Linked DNA regions of Homo sapiens: region 2 is linked to region 1. A link is an interaction called in ENCODE POLR2A ChIA-PET data of the cell type or tissue named here. Cell type or tissue: PC-9. All regions are shown on one strand.

Region 1 (5,000 bases):
GAAATTCTATGTAAAAGGGCACAGGGTCACAATTGTGTTACAACAGGGGATGGGCCAGGGGACAAACTATTTTTACTCAGATTAGGCATTTTCTGCCTAGCTTGGGGGAGAATGAGGAAGTGTGTTGAGTGTCTAAACTCTCCACAAGCTTCCGTTTGGTGCCACTCTGGAGAAAACATAACCCCAGCCTGTGACCCTGGAGAATCATGCTAGCAGAGCAAGGGTTAAAGCTTCCTGTGAGGGCAGGGGCCAGCCCTCCTGTGAGGCCAGAATGTTCCAGTCCAGACTGAGGCAGGCAGCTTGGGAAAAACTGCCCACCACCTAATGAATCAGATAACACATTAGCTTGAGATCAAGGCCAAGGCCGAAGGGCAGGGGAAGGGAGGAGGCTGCTGACAGAGAAGCTTGGTTCTCTCTGCCCCAGTAACAGGGAGGTGGTGGGGGCTACATAGTAACTGGAGGGCCCTGCCCCAGGAGCTCTCCTGCTCACCCCACTCCTGGCTGGTATGTCCTCACCTCAGTGAGACTTTTCCCGTAAAGAGGGGCCTCAAGGTGAAGTGCTCAGGACCCAGAAACTGGAATGAGACGCTGATGAAAGGGGCTGGGCGCAGTGGCTCACACCTGTAATCCCAGCACTTTGAGAGGTGGGCATATCACTTGAGGTCAGGAGTTTGAGACAGCCTAAACAACATGGTGAGACCCCATCTCTGCCAAAAACGCAAAAATTACCCAGGCATGGTGACATGCACCTGTAATCCTAGCTACTCAGGAGGCTGAGGCAGGAGAATTGCTTGAACCCAGGGGGCGGAGATTATAGTGAGCCGAGATCACACCACTGCACTCCAGCCTGGGTGACAAAGCAAACTCTGTCTCAAAAAGAGAAAGAAAAAAAAAGTGCTGAGGAAAGGGCTTCTCCTGTCCTTCTCATGCCCAGATGGGGAAGAAAGGTCAGTGCTGCCTGAGGCTCAGAGAACCCAGGCTTGTGCTTCCAGGGTACACAGGAAACACAGACCCTCTCGGTTCTGCTCCTCCCAGCCTCTCCTGTCCTGCTCTGTCCCACCCCCACCTAATTCTGATCTGGCCCCAGGTTATCCCCACCCTTCCCCCATGAGGTCAGGGTGGCATTGGCTCACTGTTGGTGCTCTGCCCTGGTCAGTGCACCCTGCCCCAGTTGCTGTGACAGTGAGCTGCTCCTTCTCTAAATAATCACATATTCTCAACCAAATGCAGTCAACTCCTTCAGGAAGTTCTGCACCCTCTCTGGGGTACAAAGGGACATCCCACCAGCCTCAAACAGAAACAAATTCTGTGGTATAATTTATGCTCCAGTGCTCCCTGTGGGTCCAGGCTGAAGACAGTATCCACACACTTGCTTAGCTTTCTTCCTCTGTCCTATCCTGTTTCTCTCCCACCTCTTCTTCTGAGAGGACTCCTCTCATAAATCACTGGAACAAGAATATTCATGTCAGACTCTGTTCTCGGGAACCTGACCTAAGAGCCTTCCTTATGTCACTCATAACCAGTATCGCCCAAGATGCTACATCAACCACAATACATTGTCTCAAAATTCAGCTTTATCTAGTACCTAATACCTTGTGATACATCCCTTTCTGTTTAAACAGAGTATTGCAGATCCTGTTGTCTGCAAAGCCAAGAACTTTGATCAATAAAATGATTCACACCAGAAATGGTTGCAGCAACCATCACTCAAGGGAGTGGGAGTCTGACCTAGAAGGGGACTTCTTGACCCAGTTGAGTTTGAAGGCAATGAAGATTCTAATAGCGTTAGAGGATTAGACATTATATATTGTTTGTTTTTAAAAATAATATAATAAAAAATGAGCTCAACACTCATCCCAAGAGTTAAATGTTATCGATCACTTAGTTCTACCCATACCTCCTCCGAGAGGTAACCACTATTTGAGAACGTCATCTATATAGATGCCTAAATGAAATATTGTTTTGTTTTGCTTGTTTTTGATCTTTATAAAAAGAGTGCTCTTCAAGACTTGCTTTATTGCTCAAAATTATGTTACTAAGATTATCCATGTTGTGGCATGGATAGGAGTATCATTCATTTTTACTGCTGTGTCATATTCCATGTGTGAGTACACTACAGTCTATCCACTCTGTAGTCACCAGGCATTTGAATGGTTCTTTTATTTGTGCTCTTACATATAGCGCTACTGGCTACACTCCTGTCAGATGTCTTCTGATGTACCTGTGCAAGAATTTCTCCTGGGTATATATCCAAGAGTCGAATATCTGGGTATGTGATTGTTCAATAACACAAGATAATGACAAATTGTTTTTCCAGAGTGGATATTCAATTTATACACCAACCATTAATGTATAAGAGATCTCACTGACCAATATTCTCTTTAGAAAGTTGGCCAGGCATGGTGGCTCTTTCCTGAAATCCCAGCACTCTGGGAGGCTGAGGTGGGAGGATTGCTTGAGCCCAGGAGTTCAAGACCAGCCTAGGCAACATATCAAGACCCCATCTCTTAAAAAAAAAAAAAAAAAAGGAAAGTATTATCATACCCCTTAATTTTTTTGTTGTTTTTTTTGGGGGGAGGGTTTTTGTTTGTTTCTTTTGAGGAAAGGTCTCACTCTGTTGTCCAGGCTGGTGTACAGTGGTGCAATCATGGCTCACCGCAGCCTTGACCTCCCAGCTCAAGCAATCCTCCCACCTCAGTCTCCCAAGTAGCTGAGAACACAGGTTCATACCACTATGCCTAGCTATTTTTAAAAATTTTTTTGTAGAGACGGGGGTCTCACTGTATTGCCCAGGCTGGCCTGGAACTTCTAAGTTCAAGTGATTTTCCCACCTCGGTCTCCCAAAGTGCTGGGATTATAGGTGTGAGCCACAGTGCCCAGCCCATACTTCTTAGTTTTTGCCAATTGAATGGATGTAAATGATATCTTATTCTAGACTTAACTACATTTCCCTGATTATTAATAAAGTTGAGTATTTTCCATCCATTTATTGCCCATTCATGTTTCTTTTTCTGAAGGAAATTTGCTAATTTTTCTATTGAATTACTTCTATATTTCTTACTATTTTATAGGCATTATCTGCACATACTAGACACTGTTTGCTGATTATATATGTTATAAATATCTTCTTTGCTTGTGGCATGTATTTTTATTTCTTCTAATGTATAATAAATAAACAGAAGTAATACAGCTATTAAGGATTATTTTAGGCTGGGAGCAGTGGCTCATGCCTGTAATTACAGCAATTTGGGAGGCCAAGGCAGGGGATCACTTGAGACCACAAGTTCGAGACCAGCCTGGGCAACATGGTGAAACCCCGTCTCTACTAAAAATACAAAAATTAGCCTGGCGTGGTGGTGCTCAACTGTAATCCCGTCTACTCGGGAGGCTGAGGCATGAGAATCACTCGAATCTAGGAGGCAGAGGTTGCAATGAGCCTACATCACACCACTGCACTTCAGCCTGGGTGACAGATGGAGACTCTGGCTCAAAAAAAAAAAAAAAAAAAAAACCAAGGATTATTTTGATTCATATTATGAATACTATTATGCCGACAATTTTATGATATAATCACTAGTATTCTGGCTTGTATTACTTAAATTGTCATAAACATCTCTCTTTTTTTTTTTTAGATGGAGTCTCGCTCTGTCGCCCAGGCTGGAATGCAGTGGCATGATCTTGGCTCACTGCAACCTCTGCCTCCCAGGTTCAAGTGATTCTCCTGCCTCAGCTTCCCGAGTAGCTGAGATTACAGGCGTGCGCTACCACGCCCCGCTAATTTTTGGTATTTTTAGTAGAGACGGGGTTTCACCATGTTGGCCAGACTGCTCTCGAACTCCTGACCTCGTGATCCGCCCGCCTCAGCCTCCCAAAGTGCTGGGACTACAGGCGTGAGCCACCACGCCCAGCCTATAAACATCTCTTGACCTTAAAACAATATAAAGTTCTTCTAAAGATACCTAGTTAGCACACTTTCTCATTAAAATTGCATTAACTTCCAATCTATTTCCATATTTATTTGAAAGTTCTTATTGTTTTTGTGCACACGATTAGCAGCTTTCAAATAATCATTAATTATTATAACGTTTTACTCATGAAATATTAAATATACATGTATACCTCAAATGACTAATAGAATTTTGGCATATAAAGCAAAGGACATTTTCATGAACCTGTATCTTGAATGGTTACCTATATGTGAAGGTGAATATTCAGATATTAACAATAAATTCACGTAACATGGCTTGGTTCATTTACTGATATTGTTATGTTGATCAGATATGACAAAAATCAACACAGTCGTGATCATGGATCACACACAGGTTCAGGGATGTCACAAATGATACCAAAGAAGGTATTTGGCTATTTAACCTTGTAAGGGCTAGAGCCAAAGTCATAGTTGAATAGCAGATTTGAGCCAAATACTAAGTCCACAGCTAAGCTTTAGTGCATCCCTAATATGAAATTCTTCACAGTCTACATCATAAAATTATTTATATCTAGGCTTCTCTATGGATTTGCATAGAAAGTGTCTAGAATGATAACCGACAAATGTTGAAGATAATTGTTGGGGGTAGCTGCATTTGGGGCAGTTGAAAAAACTTTTTCAGTACTTTCTGTATTAATTATTATAATAAGCATATATCTTTTTATGAGAATTTAGTTAAGAATCTTTCCACAGTAACAATATCAATAATTACATATACATAACAATAAATTTTACTGGTTTTTCCCTTGTTGCCATGTTTAGCATATTATGCCTTCCTTGTTTCCCAGCTAACTTCTCACTTATTTTTTCATTTGGCTGAAGTGCTTCCTCTGGCAGTTAGTTTAGGGAGGGTACATAGGCAGTTGTGCTAGGTATTCTCCATGTGCCTCTTTTGGTCCACTTTCCACTCTGCTCTGGCCCCGCACTGCCCTGCTGACCCGTGGTCCTGCTAACCTTGTGAATTGCACTCAATCCTCCCGGCTTCCTAACAGCATTCAATCCAGAGTTGGCT
Region 2 (5,000 bases), 210 kb before region 1:
AGCTGTCAGAGCACATCTGAGGCTGCTTGCTGGCCTCAGCAAATGCAATGTGAAGGCCCGGCCAGGCGAGGCAGGCGCTGACCATGAACAATTACCCTGTGAAGTTCACTAGACTTTTTGGTGTATGGATAGCTCCCTGCCTCCAGGTTCCTTGGCAGAAAGGCAGGAAAGCAGCCGACCCATGTGGTAACGTTGTCACTCAGGGCCACCTTGGTGCTGCTGGCCCAAAGGGTGGGGGTAAAGGCAGGCTGCCCAGAGTCTGTTCAGTTTGGTTCCCCTGCAGACTGTGCTGACCTGAAGAGGAAGGGAATAGTAGGTACAAGGCGAAACTGAGGACTCTGTTGCTAGTTGGCCTTGTGATTTCCTCGTGTGAGGTAAGCTGAGCAAGTCTGGGAGACATAAGGGGTCTAACCTCTTCCTCTCTGCACTCCAGCCACTTTGTATTGCAAATGTGCTTAAAGGCCCAACAGGAGAGGTGGCTTAACTCTGGACTTTAGCTCAGTCCTTACCAACAGCCATTCAGGACATAGAGGCTGCTGAGTCTGGAGGCCCAGGGGCATGGTACTCTTTCTGACCTTTATGCTGTGTGACTTGGTGCAGGCTGCACTAAGATTCCTGCTTAAAAAGAGTAATGATAAAAGCAAAGCCAGAGAGGTCATTGCCAAGGTTGCAGGAATATTATGTAAAAGACTTACTCCATGCCTTGTGTCCCCTGTGTGACCCAGGCTCTGGTTCTCTACAGGGTCCTCTCCTGTCCTTGATCTTACTTTGTGTTTCCCCCTTCCCTTTCTTCTCTCTTCCTCCTCTGCTCCCCCAGCAGAGCATTACTCCTTGAGAAAGGTGGGAAAGGTCCTGGTCTGCTTGGTCACCTGAGACTTGCCTAGTGAGTGAGCAACTGGGCATGAATTCACCATGCCTATTTCCTAAGACCTCTAATCTGAGAAGAGGCAAAATGTCTTTCAGCTGCCCTTACTTCTCCAGAAATGGTGTGGGTTGCATCAGGAAATAGGAACTTTTCAATGGCCAAGTTTCCACATCTCCTGCTGCCACCTACTTCCCCTGTAGCAGAGTGGAGCAGGCCCGTGTTTGCTGACATTTGGAATGTCATTGAATGATCTTATATTCTTATTGAGCTGTCATCTTAGACAGGACTTGGGGCCCTGCTCCCAGCTCCCTCCAGGAGATCAGAGCTGTCACTGAGGGGCCTGAAGAATACATACACACACACACACACACACACACACACACACACACACACACACACACATATGCACATGTATAAATATACACATGTATATGCATGTGAATGCATACAGCCCAAGTGAGTATACTCCAAATTGCATGTCTGTATCCATACATGCCTTCATGTATATGCACATATTCCTATAAGCAGTCACCTGCAGAAATATTTGCAGGCATACCCAGACATGAAGGTGTTTATACATACATATTCATAAAGTATAAAGATAACATGCACACAGGTAAACATATATATATCTCTTCATCGATAAATGAATATATATATTATATATATATATATATATTTTTTTTTTTTTTCGAGACGGGGTCTCACTCTGTCACCCAGGCTAGAATGCGGTAGTATAAACATGGCTCGCTGCAGCCTTGAACTCCCGGGCTCAGATGATCCTCCCACTTCAGCCTCCCAAGTAGCTGGGACTACAAGTGCCCACCATTATGCCTGGCTAATTTTTGTATTTTTTGTAGAGAAGGGGTTTTGCCATGTTGCCCAGGCTGGTCTCAAACTCCTGGGCTCAAGCAGTCCTCCCTCTTCAGCCTCCCAAAGTGCTAGGATTGCAGGCATTAACCACTGTGCCTGGCCAATAAACAAATATTTTGAATGCCTTCTGTGTGCCAGGTACTGTGTGAGGGCCTGGGGATATAAGAAGGTGGATGTTGAATAAATAATTTTAGTTGCATTGAGTAACACTAAACAGTTCAGAGTCATGGATCATGTAAGAAGGAACTAACTTAGTAGGGTAGGGTCAGAGAATAATTCCCTGAGGAAGGATGTCTAAGCTGAGACCTGAAGAATGAGTTGAAATTGGCTAAGCACAATGTAGCATGTGGTGAGACCCTGAGGTGAGGAGAAGAAGCCTGGCAGCTTCATGAAACTAGAATGTAAGTTCTAAGAGGAGAAAGAATTTGTGTCTTTTGTTCACTGCTCTACCCCCATCGCTCTGAATAGTTCCTGGCACACAGATGTTTAATCCTTATGTGTTGAGTGAATGAATGCCTAAAATGTAGTGAAGGTGGCAAAAGGAGAGTGGCATGAGATGAGGCTAGAAGGAAGTCAGGAGCCTATAGACCACACTTTGATTTTGACCTTGATGTTTAGGGTAAGAGGAAGCTGTTAAAGGGTATTAAATATAAGAGGGGCATCATCTGATTTGCATTCTAAGAAAGTTCTCTCTGGCTGCAGTGTAGAGGGAGCTAAGAGCAGATACAGGAGACCAGTTGCTGGTTTTTCTTGATAGAGCTATGTTTGGCATTTTTGGTGGGACAGATCATTGTGTGGGTGACATTGCTGAACTTGTAGCATCCCCAGCCCCTGTTGATTGAATACCAATAGTGACCCTCTCCGAGTCGTTGTGATAATAAAAAATATCACCCTGTATACATTTCTAGTGGCCTGGACAGGGTGGGAGTGGAGGAATACTGTCCTTGGTTGAGAACCACAGAATTAGGCTGTTTCTGTGGTCCAGGTGAAAGATGGTAATTACTTCGATTGAACTGATAGCAGTGGAAATGTAGAGAAATGGGCCAATTCCTGAGTATTAAATGGTTTAGTCAGTTCTGCTATAATGCAACATAGAGATTTCTGAAAATCACCATGCTAGAGAAAGTCATGCAATAAAAATTCAGTTAGTGACACATAAAAGATAGGAATCTAATAAAAATGGTAGCATAGTTTTACACATTAAATGCTTAAGAAATACATAAATACCACAATAAATATGGTACTTTACTCTGTAAAACCCCGAAGTTTGCTTATAGAAATGGGCATGAGAAGGGTTGCAGCTTGTGAGTTATGAAGTAGTGGAAGAAGATCATCTGAAATCAGATGGAAAATTGTAACCAGATGAATGTGGTCCATAACATGTGGTGATCTAGGTGGCTGGTAGATGTTTAAGATGTGTGCATGTATGTGTTTTATGTATTCCTACCCAGCCCTGTTCAGTGAGGTATAGTTTCCTGTGTTTATCTAGTGTTTCTTGTGAACAAAATTGCACATTAACAAATGCAAAATTTGTGTTACTATAAATTGTTCCCAATACATCAGTTGCATTGGACAAATTTGCTTTTTCAAAGAGTATTATAGTAGCACTGATTATATAATAAACAGCAAATGGTGATTGGTTGTGAGGGTTGAGGATGAAGGAAGAGACCATGATGACCCCAGGATTTATGATTTGAGCAACTGAGTGAATTGGAATGAGTTGACTGAGATAATGGGAGAAGGAGAAGTTTCAGAATTGGAAAAGAAGATGAAGTCATTGTGGGGCATATGTGTTAAGATGCTTTTGAGACATTGAGGAGGCAGTTAAGTACATAGGTGTGGGGCTCAGGGGTGAAGCCTAGATAAGAGATACAGATTTGAAGACCAGGCATGGTGGCTTATACCTGTAATCCCAGTGCTTTGGGAGGCTGAGGTGGGAGGATCACTTGAGGCCAGGAGCTCAAGACCAGCCTGAGCAACATAGTGAGACCTCATCTCTACAAAAAAATGTAAAAATTAGCCAGACTTGGTGATGCATGCTCATAGTCCTAGCTACTTGGGAGGCTGAGGCAGGAAGATCCCTTGAGCCCAGGAGTTTGAGGCTGCAGTGAGCTGTGATTGTACCACTGCACTCTAGCCTGGAGTGCAAGACCCTGTCTCAAAGAAATAAAAAAAAATTGGCAGTGTTATTGGTCTGTGATTGATAATTAAAGCATGGAAGTGGATGAGATTGCCAAAGAAGAGGGTATAGGGTGAGAAGAAAGCCTAGGATAGAACACTGAGAAATACCAACATTTGCGAGATACAGAAGGAATAGTCAAAAATAGAGAATATAATAAATAGTCCTGAATTACAGATTGCATTTTGTGTGCTAGACCTGTGTTTTCCAACATAATTTCCACTAGCCACATGTGGCAGTAGATCACTTGAAATGTAGCTAGTATGATTGAAGAACACATTTTAAATTTTATTTAATTTTAATCAATTTAAATTAAAAACTTTCTTGGCCAGATGCAGTGGCTCATGCCTGTAATCTCAGCACTTTGGGAGGCCGAGGTGGGCAGATCACCTGAGGTCAGGAGTTTGAGACCAGCCTGGCCAACATGGCAAAACCTCGTCTTTATTTAAAAAATACAAAAAATTAGTCGGATGTGGTGGCGGGCGCCTGTAATCCTAGCTACTCGGGAAGCTGAGGTGTGAGAATCACTTGAACCCGGGAGGCAATGGAGGTTGCAGTGAGCTGAGATTGTGCCACAGCACTCCAGGCTAGGCAACGGAGCGAGACTCCATCTCAAAAAAATTAATTAATTAAAAACTTTCTTGAAAAATTTTATGTTTAGTACAGCCTGAGTTGGTGAATCTACATTTTAAACTGTTAATTGTATAAAATCTAAATACAGATTAAGTATTTCCTTTTTTTTTTTTTTTTTCCTGAGACAGTCTTGCTCTGTTGCCCAGGCTAAAGTGCAGTGGCATGATCTTGGTTCACTGCAGCCTCTGCCTCCTGGGTTCAAGTGATTCTTGTGCCTCAGCCTGCCAAGTAGCTGGGACTGCAGGTGTGTGCTACCATGCCAAGCTAATTTTTGTATTTTTAGTAGAAATAGAGTTTCGCCATGTTGTTCAGGCTGGTTTCCAACTCCTTGCCTCAGCAATCAACCTGCCTCGGCCTCCCAAAGTGTTGGGATTACAGGTGCGAGCCACTGCACTCGGCAGATTAAGTATTTCTGATGAAGATTTAGCATCCCAATTGAGATGTACAGTA

Evidence for each region. Peaks named below come from ENCODE experiments on the same cell type or tissue, not always from the same donor. Only the 100,000 strongest peaks of a DNase experiment are listed, where the experiment ranks them.
Region 2: POLR2A ChIA-PET joins it to region 1 with 10 read pairs; 2 of 35 experiments call an interaction of 5 or more read pairs at or near these places.

What each region holds. Positions count from the first base shown.
Region 1 is chr1:44,063,917-44,068,916 of GRCh38, reverse strand. It overlaps LOC124904169 (a long non-coding RNA gene), which reads left to right. Exons shown (of 3, transcript XR_007066056.1): 2 at 2,182-2,269. It also overlaps a transcript of KLF17 not described here. Among named protein-coding and RNA genes, the nearest start is that of SLC6A9, 35 kb to the right of the region's middle. RefSeq lists enhancers at 873-962, 1,183-1,232, 1,433-1,512. In PC-9, no CTCF peak of the experiment used is centred here; no DNase peak of the experiment used is centred here; H3K27ac peaks cover 1,567 bases.
Region 2 is chr1:44,278,146-44,283,145 of GRCh38, reverse strand. All of the region lies in intron 7 of ERI3 (ERI1 exoribonuclease family member 3), which reads left to right. Among named protein-coding and RNA genes, the nearest start is that of SNORA110, 28 kb to the right of the region's middle. In PC-9, no CTCF peak of the experiment used is centred here; no DNase peak of the experiment used is centred here; H3K27ac peaks cover 114 bases.